Regions from separate parts of the Homo sapiens genome. Here region 2 is linked to region 1. The links are chromatin contacts, found by Hi-C in ENCODE. All regions are on one chromosome and are shown on one strand. Each heading gives the region's core, a stretch centred on a gene start or an enhancer-like site at or near the end of the contact. The rest is flanking DNA. Distances are from core to core; before and after follow the strand shown.

The links. A loop is a pair of places that touch in the nucleus more often than their neighbours do. Pooled maps may share reads with other maps.
Region 2: a loop to region 1 is called in a map of endothelial cell of umbilical vein, with 2.4 times the contacts of the local background. The contact joins the enhancer-like site here to the promoter of OBI1 in region 1. A Hi-C loop is called at or near these places in 3 of 168 maps with a recorded cell type or tissue (CD4-positive, alpha-beta memory T cell, endothelial cell of umbilical vein and naive thymus-derived CD4-positive, alpha-beta T cell), 3 of 37 single-sample maps with no recorded cell type and 12 of 50 pooled maps.

What each region holds. Positions count from the first base shown.
Region 1 is chr13:78,656,701-78,662,874 of GRCh38, reverse strand. It overlaps OBI1 (ORC ubiquitin ligase 1), which reads left to right and starts at 3,720. Exons shown (of 6, transcript NM_024546.4): 1 at 3,720-3,826. The coding sequence starts at 3,755. RefSeq lists enhancers at 4,362-4,441, 4,352-5,312.
Region 2 is chr13:78,018,468-78,024,641 of GRCh38, reverse strand. All of the region lies in intron 2 of LINC00446 (long intergenic non-protein coding RNA 446), which reads right to left. Among named protein-coding and RNA genes, the nearest start is that of LINC00446, 8.7 kb to the right of the region's middle. Within about 2 kb of position 2,286, at least 10 of the 41 ENCODE cell types and tissues checked have a DNase peak (open chromatin) inside an H3K27ac peak, as active enhancers do; they include endothelial cell of umbilical vein, where a contact is called at or near this core.

The sequences.
Region 1 (6,174 bases), core at 2,471-4,970:
AACTGCTACTCAAGAGGCTAGAGTTAGTTCCAAAACAGTGCCACATAACTTTTCCCACTAAAATGTAAGCTCCATGAGATGGAGCTTTGTCTGAGTTAGTTGTGCCTTAATGCTTTTAATAAAAATACATTAAATGAATGACTGCTAACTTCTAGGAGTTTTACAGTGAAAGCAGACAACATGTGTCAATCTATTCTAAAAAATCAAAACCAAAACCGAAACCCACTGTTTAAGAGAAACCCAAGTTTTCTGCTGCACTAACAAGTATCTTTCATGCCAACATCTTGAGACACCTTAGTTCAGAATTCCCAGCCTGTGAGAGGACGGTACCATACCTGACATTCATGCTACTGGGCCAGCACCCCTGATTAATTTTTAATGTATCTTTATGAGTTTCCTCAGTGTTAACCACAATCCAGGTGGGGTGTACAAATTTAAAACAAACAAAAAAAAGTCTTTCAGGAATGAAAAATAATGTAAGCTGAAATCAATATTTATGAAGTTGTGATTAATTGACTGATGACCAAATGATTACAAAATGTCTGTCTGAAACATCTACTCAAATTTATTAGCTTTGACCAAAAAAATTAAAAAACAATCCAAACTGGGTCAATGAAAGAATAATGCATTCCTAATCAATTTTTAATAGCACTTAAGATTTTATATTTTTTTAAACTTGCTTTTAAATAATTTATCATCAAAATGAATCTGATTTAAACATGGGGTAAAAGGTGTTCCATAGCTATTTGATGGTTTTCTTAGCAAAGAAATTCAATTATGACTGACTTTTTATTACTGAGACACTTTATTAATAATAATACATCTTGCACTTACACAAAGGCATTGGGCCAACATTCTCAGAGAGTCCAGCAAATGTGATCTAGGATTTAGCCCCAATTCTACTGTTATCTGGTGATTTACCTTATGTAGGCCTTGATTTCCTCATCTGTGAAAGGAAAGGCCTGCATAACAACCCCTAAGAGCCATTTTAGCTCTAAATGTTTATAATTCTAAGGATGTAGGACAGCTTTAGCCCATTCCAGATGTCAAATGTAATAGAACTCATCAGATCACAGGGCTGCTCAAAAAGCTACCAAGATGTGGTGATCAAAATTAAGCAGCAGTGAACCACATAATTTTTGTTTTCCTATTAGGGTAATGGTAGGATCTTTTAGTGATTTGGGCCAAACGACATCTATTTAGAACATGAATTGTCAAAAAATGGGAAATGTCCTTCACAGAGCAGAGAAGAGATAATTCCTGACCTTAAGCCACTTGCATTATTAAAAGCAAAGCCTGGGAACTAGCCTGGCATTCATCTGGACTGAGGAAGAGTCCTAATCAATCTATATTGCTAACAATATTATTTGGATATGTGTGTGCATGTGTGAGGGCATATGTGTATTGATTCATAAAACATTAAGTGAATAAAGCAGGTATGTTATGCTATGACCTTGTTTGTGCTTATGTATACAGTAATAGATGAATTAGTATGTTTTAAGGATATGTTCTAGAATGTTAATAGTGATTTCTACACTGGATACAGAGGTGAGGCAGAAATATGGAGGAACTTTTACTTATTTTATATACTTTTTAATGGCTTGTTTTTCTTAAAATGAGCATGTGTTATTTTTATAATTCTCAAAAAGCAATAGAATCTTCCATTTTGAGATTAAAAACAAGTAAAGAAATTGTTTAAAATAAAACAGCCTGAGTTTATTATAAAGGTAGGCTGTAGCAAATGAGAATATTACTATTTGTGGAACAGTAACCTATTACAGACATTAGATAAATTGGATGCAATCCCTGACCTCAAGAAACATAGCCTGTTGTGGGGACAAACACATCACCAACTATAATACAATGTCATCAGCACAGAAATGGCTGTATGGACTGTGCACTGAAACACTGAGAAGCTGTGACAATGGTATGAAATGTGGAAAGAGATGTTAGAGATAGTCTAAATTTTAATACTTTACTTAAAATGCAGGATATGATTTTTAAAATTATCTTTGTGACTACATATTGACACCCATCAACAAGATGATTTACAAGGAAATGAACTTGCCCCATTAAGTAATGGGAAATGTTTTGAAAAGAAATGTCTTTACAATAGAATACTATTGAGCCATAAAAAATAATAAAATCCTGTCATTTGCAACGGCATGGTTGAACCTGGAGGACGCTGTGTTGAGTGAAACAAGCCAGACACAGAAAGACAATTACCACATGATCTCACATGTACAATCTAATAAAGTTGATCTCACAGAAGTAGAGTGCAGAATAGTGCTCACGGCTGTAATCCCAGCACTGTCGGTAGGTCAAGGAGGGGGGATCCATTGAGCCCAGGAGCTCAAGACCAGCCTGGGCAACATGGGGAAACCACTCCCCGACCCTCGAGGCAGGCGGATCACTTGAGGTCAGGAGTTGGAGACCAGCCTGACCAACAGGGTGAAACTCCGTCTTTACTAAAAATACAAAAATTAGCCAAGCATGGTGGCGCATGACTGTAATCCCAGCTACTCGGGAGGCTGGCTGAGGCAGGCGGATGGGATCGCTTGAGCCTGGGAGGTCGCTGTGTTGGCACCTAGTGGTGACAGAGCTAGACCCTATCTCAAAAAACAAAACAAAAGTTGCCAGAAGCCATGGAGCTACCGTTTAGGTAGGAAGTTGTTGGGGGCAGGGATTTCCGCTGAAGCAGCCCAGGTCCAGAACCCCTTTCTCTTAACCATGAGGCTGCTTCTTGAAGTCATACTGCGTCTTTTTCACAAAGATTAGTAAAAGTTGTCCCGATGGTCTTGTCTTTAAATCTCTCAACTCACAGATTTTACTTGTTAGCGTAATTTATCACATCAGCTCTTCCTCGCTTCAAGTAAGTTGCAGATAAATTCCAAATTTGTTATACTGCATTTAAGATAAATTTAGGAACTTTTAGGTTTTTTTCTTTTTTGTTGGTAGGAAACGCAACTTATAACCTCACAAATTCTCCCTTGGGGTTCAACAACACAGCGGTACATTTCATATGCAACCATGCACCTGAAATGAAGACGTGAAAACGTTAATCTCCTTTTGGTGGAAAACCCAGAGAAGCCCACAGTAAAAATGTATTTTCAGGGAAAGCTGCGATTAAATGTATCAGGATCGTCTCGGACACAGATAAGGAGACAATCACTGTTTTCTTAAGTGAATTATTGTGCCCTCTGGAAGCACATTATATTGAGTGGAAAGAGAACTGACAGAGGTGGAAAGCTGTTTTGAAAAAAATTGAAACGTGTAGATAATGTCTTTTCTCTATGTTTTGATTACGCTGTGTTGGCGGATGTGTGGGGTTTAATAATTAGGCGAAAAACTCTCCATCCTTCACCCCATCCAATCCCCGAAAACAATTTGGGGATTTAAAAAATCGCCTTTCCGTATCTTCCTCTTCTGTCTCCACTATTCCGCTTTCCTTTAGATTTTCCAAGATCCTCGATACTTGTAGTAAACTACCTTCCTACACATTCGCAGGAATCTTGCAGCTCCCTAATCAGTGAATTTTCTTTCTTTCTTTCTTTCTTTCTTTTTTTTTTTTTTTTTTTTAATGAAAGGAAAACGCCTTGGAGATCGCGCGTTTCGAAAGCGCGTTTTCGTTTTCTCTCCTGGGCGGGTTATGGCCCTACCGGGGCGCCGTAGCCGGCCCGCGCGTGCCCAGTCTTGGCGAAGAGTAGCGGTAGGTCGGCGGGACTTCCGTGTTGGCGGGATTCTGAACGCTGCCATGGCTCAGACCGTGCAGAATGTTACATTGTCGCTCACTCTGCCCATCACGTGCCACATTTGCTTGGGGAAGGTAATGGGTGATTGTGGGCACAGCTACAAAACGGGGTTGGATAAGTCGCTCGCCGGGGCCGAGGGCCGTCTCGTGCGGGGGCGGGGAAGGGGCGTGAGGCGCGGAGATGGGAGAAAACGCTAACCCGCGTTCTTGATGGGAGGCCGCGTCCTGGGAGATGGGGGTAGCGCACCGTGATTAATGGATTCATCTGGGCGCCTTTCGGAGGAGGGTGACAGCGGCCCGTGGTCTGCCGGGAGGGCGGCGAGACGGCCCTGCCACCGCCCGCGGCCTCACACTGGCAAGACACCGGCCTCGAAGGAGGCCCCATCAGAAACGCATCGCAGGGATATTTAACTTCCCTCTGCAGCCTCGCGTGGCGTGTAGTGAAGCCCATTAAAACACATTTCCTGGGAGCCTCACCTCGGGCTTCTTAGTCCTCTGTAACTAGTGTTCATCCTCTGGGGCCTACGGTGCTGTGTATTGAGTCTTTTCCATTTCCAAGACCTTTTGCCTTTATCCTGGCCTTGAGGATGACCTTTGCTCTGAATTCCTAATTTGAAAAGTAAATAGTAAGTGCTCCTGGAGGGTATTAGAATAAGAGGTGTGGCTTTTAACTCCAAGAATGGGTCAGTCAGGAGATAGAATACTCTCTCTTTGTGATGCAAGAGGTGCCTAGTGTGTTTGTGAAACAAGGTAGGGAAAGTGGTTCTGAATTAGAAACGGAGCTTTGAATATTCTAATGCATTCCTCTCCTCTTTCATTTCCATTTGTGCCTCACTTTCGGTGTTTTAAAGAGCATTTCTTTACCGAATAGATAAAGAAGGGGAAAGATAAACCACCAACTTTTTTCCACCCTGAATTATTTTTACGTCTGTGGTGTGTCAGGGTGTGTGTTTACCCCCCAGCGCAGACTGAGCCGTAGACTCAGATTTGAGAAATACAAACTTCTAGAGCAAGCATTTGAGTGCCGGCCAATACGATCTGCCTGGGGTGTTTGAAGTTCTGTGTGAATTTACTGGATTCAAAAAGTAGAAGAAAGTCAGCATTGGAAGCAACTGATAATTCTGGATAGCAGTCAGAATGAAATGCCAATGAAATAGCAAATGTGCTGGGAGATCATGGATTGGGGATGGCTTGATCAATTTGGAGAGATCAAGGATGGCCTCATCGAGGATGGTGTTTGAGCTGGCATTGAGCTATTACTTACTGCCTGCACGGCTAGGGGGAGGGAAGAAGCGATGTTTCTATTTGCCACAGTCTACATTTGGCTCCTGACATAAAGTTCCTGGAAATATGTGTTAAATTCTGAGTTAATTTCCTCCAACACTGGCTTTAAAGGCTGATAAAAATATTCTTGGGAAGTATTTTGTACACATTATATATAGTTTCCATTAGTTATAGGCTGTCTTTTGCAATTGTATTGACAGTGTTCTGTTTGATTTACCAAACCTATACTTTTTGTATTTAACGAGAGTGATACCTCATAGAATATAGTGATTTGCAGACTACAGAGTGCTTTTGTATGCATATATTATTTTGTTTACTCTTCACACCAATGCTTTAAGATAGGGCTGGTTTTTCCATTTTTAAAATAAGAATATTAAAGCTTAGAGTCTGTGGTTGAACCTCTATACTATCATTTGTGTCTTCAGAATACTAAGACTTTGAGTCTTCATAGTTGAACCTCTATCATTATTACCATTTGTCTTCAGATTACTTCGTAAAACCCTCACCTAAGTTCATCCATGACATCAGGCATTTTTAGTGTTTTTTTTTTCCTGTATTGGTTAACTTTATTCTGAAATAAAAATCAGATAATAAAAATAAAAAGATTAAGACTTTTGTCTTAATCTTATGTGCCAGACTTTATGCTAAACTTTGCACATGCTTCATTTAATCTTCTGAAAACAGAAAGGATGGGGAGTTGATGTTATTACCATATTTCTACTGTTACAGATAAGGAAACAGGCTCAAAAAGGTTAAGCCAGGCGCGGTGGCTCACGCCTGTAATCCCAGCACTTTGGGAGGCCGAGGCGGGCAGATCGCCTGAGGTCAGGAGTTTGAGACCAGCATGGCCAATATGGTGAAACCCCATCGCTACTAAAAATACAAAATTTGCTGGGTGTGGTGGCAGGCGCCTGTAATCCCAGTTGAGGCAGGAGAATTGCTTGAACCTGGGAGGCGGAGGTTGTAGTGAGCTGAGATCGCGCCATTGCACTCCAGCCTGGGCAACAAGAGTGAGACTTTGTCTCAAAAAAAAAAAAAAAAAAAAAATTAAAAATAAAAGAAAATTAATTAATTAAGGATTTTTAAACAGGCTCCTCCCCCCCCCCCCCCAGGTACCATGGAAGCAGAAAGGATATGTG
Region 2 (6,174 bases), core at 1,037-3,536, 640 kb after region 1:
AGGATAGAACAATTCATATCTTACTAGCATAAATAAAAGATAAATATTTAAGGTGAGGTGCATTCCAATTACCGTGATTTGACCTTTAGACATAATATGAATGTATCAAAATATCACATTTACCCTTAAAATATGTACATCTATTATGTATCAATAAAAAAACATACATACATAAAATTAGACACATTAGCAGTAAAGTTGTACTTGATAAAAGTTGTTATGATTAAAATCTAACAGAAGGACTGAAAAAAAGGTAAGGATTATTGTCCATGTTTAGGCATAAATTAGTATTGTATTCAAAATATAAATCCTTGTCTATTAAACATTTATATTGTAATATTTATGGATGAAATGATATAACATTTTATATTTGCTGCAAAATAATCTGGAAAAGTTGGTGAGCTATATAAGAAACAAAACTGGCAACGAGTTGATAATGGTCAAATGTGGGTGATGGGTGTGTCAGAGTTTATTTTACGATTTTTTTCTAAATTTGTATGCATTTGACATTTTCTTTAATAAAAAGGTCTTTAAGACATTCACTTCTTGCCAGTTCCACTATTGCTGCCTCATCAGTGCCACCATCCTCTCTTACCTGTGAGGCATATGAGAGCGCCCCTCTGGGTACTCCCTTTACCCATGGTAGCCTCCTTTAATCCATCCTCTTCATAACAGTCAGAGTGATCATTTAAAACTCAAATCAGCCAGGTGTGGTGGCTCACGCCTGTAATCCCAGCATTTTGGGAGGCCAAGGTGGGTGGATCACCTGAGGTCAGGAGTTCGAGACCAGCCTGGCCAACATGGTGAAACTCTGTCTCTACTAAGAATACTAAAATTAGCTGGGCATGGTGGCGTGTGCTTGTAATCCCAGCTACCTAGGAGACTAAGGCAGGAGAATCGCTCGAACTCAGGAGGTGGAGGTTGCAGTGAGCCAAGATTGCACCACTGCACTCCAGCCTGGGCAACAAGAGAGAAACTCCGTCAAAAACAACAACAACAACAAACTTAAATCATATCCCATCTTCTTCACCTTGTCTCCTTTAATGACCTTCCCCACACTTCTCATTCAACTGAAATAAAATCTAAACCCCTGACCCACAAGGTCCTTTGTAATCTGGACCCTGAACGTCTCTTCAGACTCATCCTACGTGTCTCTTCCTGATACTCTTGCCACCCGGAGATTCTTTCTGTCTCTCAAACATGCAAGCTATTCCCTTCTCAGGGCCTTTGTCCAAGCAATTCCCTCTAGCTGAAAGACTCTTCCCTGAGCCCTCTGAAGGGCCTGCTTCTTCCTGTTCTGGTTTCAGGGAGGCCTTTCCTGGTACTGCTAAGAAAAATGAGCCATTCTGTCATTGTCCATCACACAAGTCTGTTTCTTTGCTATTCTTTTATCACTGATATTTAGGTAGCCAGTTTGTTCATCTATTTTTACCCACTAAAATATAAGTCTTATTTGCACAAAAAAGAGGGCCTTTTTCTATGATGTCCCCTGTACCTAGAGCTGCCACTCAACAAATATTATTTGAATAAATCAATGAATTAATTTATACAAGATCTAAGTTTCTGTTTCAGTTCTACATTTGTGTGAGTCTTGTTTTAGTTAGTATGTGACCAGGAAGACTATACAGAAGAGTTCAGCTCTCCTCTTGTAGGCCTGTGACTTTGGGAATTAGCTTCTCCACGCCTCTGCCTATTTCTCTGTAAAAGGAGACTTCTACTAGATTATGAACGTTAAATCAAATTTTATTCTTCATCTACCTATATTCCAAGTACCCCTTTCTATTGTCAATAGTACTTAACACATTTTAAATTACATGTGTATTTATATTTATTTAAGTTATATACATTATATAATTAATATCTACCTCATCCTAGCTGTGAGAGCAAGGACCATATTTGTTTTCACTTGCTGTTGTATCCTAGTCAGTATCACAGTAATTGGCACATTCTAAGCTCAGTACTCATATATAGAATAAGGGAATAAGTGAGTAAGTGTTTACCTATACTACGCCCACTATATAACAATTCCTCAATAAAGAGTACTTTTGTTATAATGGAAATGGTGGCAGTTCTCTTAGCATTCACCCAAAGGATCAGGTGAATTAGGCCATACAACCAGATCTTTGAAATGGTCATGAATCTCAAATGCCCTTGTTGCAGGCAAAGAATTGGATGATAGGTTTCCCACACACCCACTGTAATCTCTGGTGCCAACACTCTTGGTTTGACAGCTGAATTCTCACTTCCTTCGTCTCTGAGCCTGCCATGATCATCTAAGTCAGCTGGCCTGTGTGGCTCACTGCTTTCACTTCCTGTTTGCTTACTCATTATTAAACCATTTCCTGACTTCTATGTTTTACCTCAGCCTGGGAACCTAAAAATGACTTTTCTTTGATTATTACCTGGCTTTCTAGGGCTTAAAATCCTGCCCTAAACTCTTAAGTGCACTACAGCTTTCTGACAAGAATAAAATAATGAAATAGAGTAGTAGAAACGAATACAATCCTCTTCTTTTATAGAATAAAATAGTAAGGAATGCTTCCTGGTACCTAACATATTTGGTTAGATTACAATATCACATTGCTATATTTCATAAAAGCATTTTATTTATACTGCCTATTAAGTGCATTGGCATCAAAATGTATTTTTTATTGTACCTAACTGGATTTGTGTTTAAACTTTTTTTGCCCCCATCCACCTTAGATTGGCCCTTACTAAATATATTTTTTTAAATGAACCAATTTTCTCAAGCCCATTTTGTATTTTGTTTCTGATTTCTAGAATATTGGCACTGTCACTTAGCATATTTTCTCTCAATTATAATTTCTATTACTTTCATTCATTGAAATGACTATGAGTTTGACCAGTATGTCTGTCTAAATTTGGAGAAGATCAATTATGTTAAATATATCAAATATTTGAAAATGGGATTAAAGAATCTTTCAATAACAGTAAAATGTTCTCTCTCTTGAAATAGATCTGAATTTGCCTACTATCAGAGACTTAAATGTAGAATAGACAAAACATAAGAAAAATTATTTAAGGAATATTTATTTATTACCTACAAGGACTAGGTTAACTGATACAGGATATGCTTTTTTAGTTTTACTTTGTGATTTTATGATTCTTATTTATAGTGTCTCTAGGACTTTCTATCTGGATACAATTCATTTAATTGCATCCAAGTTATTATCCTATTTAACACACAGGAGTTTTCATACTAATGTAGCATACTGATTTAACATTCCTTTTAAATACCATTTCATAATCTTAACTTTATTTCTAGAAAGTTGATAAAATATCTTAAAGCTGGGTTATGTACATGTCCCACTCAAAATTTATATAGAAGGCACAAGAAATAGCTTCATTCACTGCAGAACAATTTTGACATCTTTGATAAGAAAGCAAGAAGCCAAACTGCACGCTGGGATCATCTATCTTGAAAACAGTCCATGTTTTCACCCAGAGTCATCTGCAAAGACGCACAGACAGCTGCAGACCCGTCCTGCCCAGAGACGAGCCTTCCACAGAATCCTGATGAGGCTGCTGCCTGTAGTCCGTGGGGTAATGGCTGACCTCTGACCCTGCCTGACAGCCAGCACTTTTGTCATCTTTCTGTGCAACAAGTCAAATTAGGCTATAATTGCTGCACAGACAATGGGCTGTAATTACACATTCACGTCCCAGAGTCTGGTAGGAGGGAGATGATTGCGGCTGGAAGTGGACAAGGAGAAGTCAAAAAGTCAAAAGACAAACCACTTTTTGATACTTTTCTCCAAAGTGTGGCTATACTGTGGACTCCTCAAAGAGGAGAAAGAATCAAACGACACCGGAGAGCAACCACTCTCATTCAAAATACCATAAAGACATTAATTTCATGGACTTTAGTAGGTGTGATACACCAAAGGTTATGTGACTAATAAATAAAAGCAAGGACAACTATGGTTCCCACGACTATGGTTCTCTGCAACAACTACTTTGTTTTTGCTATTCAATTTTTTAATTCTGGGAGTTATTCATTAGGGTGAGCCAAAGTTATTTTTAAAAAAATTTAAGCCCAATTTTTAAATATGCAAAACATTTACAGTAGCAAATTAAGTAGACTGAACAGCTTAAAAACACCCATAAAAGCAGATCTGCCTTTGCTGCCTTTGAGACCATCTGCAAAATTATTGGCACCTTTCACCATCCCTATCCAAAGTTGTGGATCTACCAGGAAAGTTATAGTTTTCTCAGGAATGAGATAACTTGTATTTGTTTCTGACATTTCTTTTCTGACATTTGCTTTTCCAGCATCTTCTTTTTTTTTTTTTTTTTTTTTTTTGAGACGGAGTCTTGCTCTGTCGCCCAGGCCGGACTGCGGACTGCAGTGGCGCAATCTCGGCTCACTGCAAGCTCCGCTTCCCGGGTTCACGCCATTCTCCTGCCTCAGCCTCCCGAGTAGCTGGGACTACAGGCGCCCGCCACCGCGCCCGGCTAATTTTTTGTATTTTTAGTAGAGACGGGGTTTCACCTTGTTAGCCAGGATGGTCTCGATCTCCTGACCTCATGATCCACCCGCCTCGGCCTCCCAAAGTGCTGGGATTACAGGCGTGAGCCACCGCGCCCGGCCTCCAGCATCTTCTTGAATGCCTTTAGAGCTAAACACTTGCCTCCTAATGAGGCAGCCCATGACATCTTGAAAGAGCGCTGTCTGTTAAAAATATCTTCCTCATGTTAAAAAAAATATGCTCTGGCTTAGTTATCATTCATTCACCCTAACCTTATATCTTGTATACCAGTCCTTGGTCACATTCCACTTGGAAAATCATTTAATATTTAAAGATAGCTATAATGCTACCCCACCCTCACCCCAGCAAACATTCTTTGTTTGTTTTCTCTATGACATGACTTCAACTCTTAGCAATCTAATATGAATATATATCCATATGCTTTAAGGCACCTAGAACTTAAAACAATATTCCAGAGGTGATCTGATCAATGCAAAGAGTCTGGCACTGTTTGCATCATTATTCTATTGTTCTGTTAATAAGCCTGTGATTACAGAGTTTCTCTGAGCACCCACGCCAAAGTGTTGTCTCTCTTGAAGCTTACCATAAGCCAAAGCCTCAGAGTGTTTGATCTATATGCTAAACCAAATGTATATCTTCTCTCACCTGTTTTTACTTTGCTTTGTTGGACCTAAGGGCCAGTTCTTACATTTATCTTCATTAAATTTCATATTGTTCACATCAACCTAATAATACCAACTTTCATTATCATCCTAGATCCTGATTCTACCATTCAAAGTATAAGTACCAATCAAATGTTATTAGTAGAATAAATTAAGCAAAACTGTCAGTAATACAAATGATCTATACTTTTGTACCAGTAACTTAAATAAAAATTATAGGATTATACAGTAAGTCATTGGGACTGCCTTCCATATTTCATTCAAGGAAACAGTTAACTGAAGTAATCAGAGCCAAAGTCAACACTAGACATCTTCTGCTAACATGATATTAATCCAGTGTTGGGGCATATGGCCTTGTAGTCAAACATTTTTTTTTTCACATTTCAAGAAGTAAAGTTCAATACTATCTTCCCACCCTGACCTTGTCTACCTCCCACCCTGACCTTGTCTACCTCCCACCCCTTCCTCGTGGCCACTGTTTCCTCCCCAAATTGCAGAAAAATCAGGAAAACATTATAGCATGATTGAATAAAGATGAAGATCAAAGTAAAGCCAGATGAATTGTCATGACCATGATTTATTCAACCAGGAAAAATGGCAGTGGGGGCAGTAATGTTGCAGAACCTTCAATTCTGGTTGTTACTGACTGAATACTCTATGGAAGATAATGACCTCTCACTCTAGGAAAAAGAAAAACCAGCCGGGCACAGTGGCTCACGCCTGTAATCCCTGTACTTTGGGAGGCCAGGGCAGGTGGATCACGAGGTCAGGAGTTCAAGAGCAGCCTAGCCAAGATGGTAAAATCCCGTCTCTACTAAAAGTACAAAAATTAGCCAGGCGTGGTGGCTGGTGCCTATAATCCCAGCTATTTGGGAGGCTGAGGCAGGAAAATCACTTGAATCCGGGAGGCAGAGGTTTCAGTGAGCCGAGATCATGCCACTGCACTCTAGCCTGGGTGACAGAGCAAGACTCCGTCTCAAAAAAAAAAAAAAAAATTACCA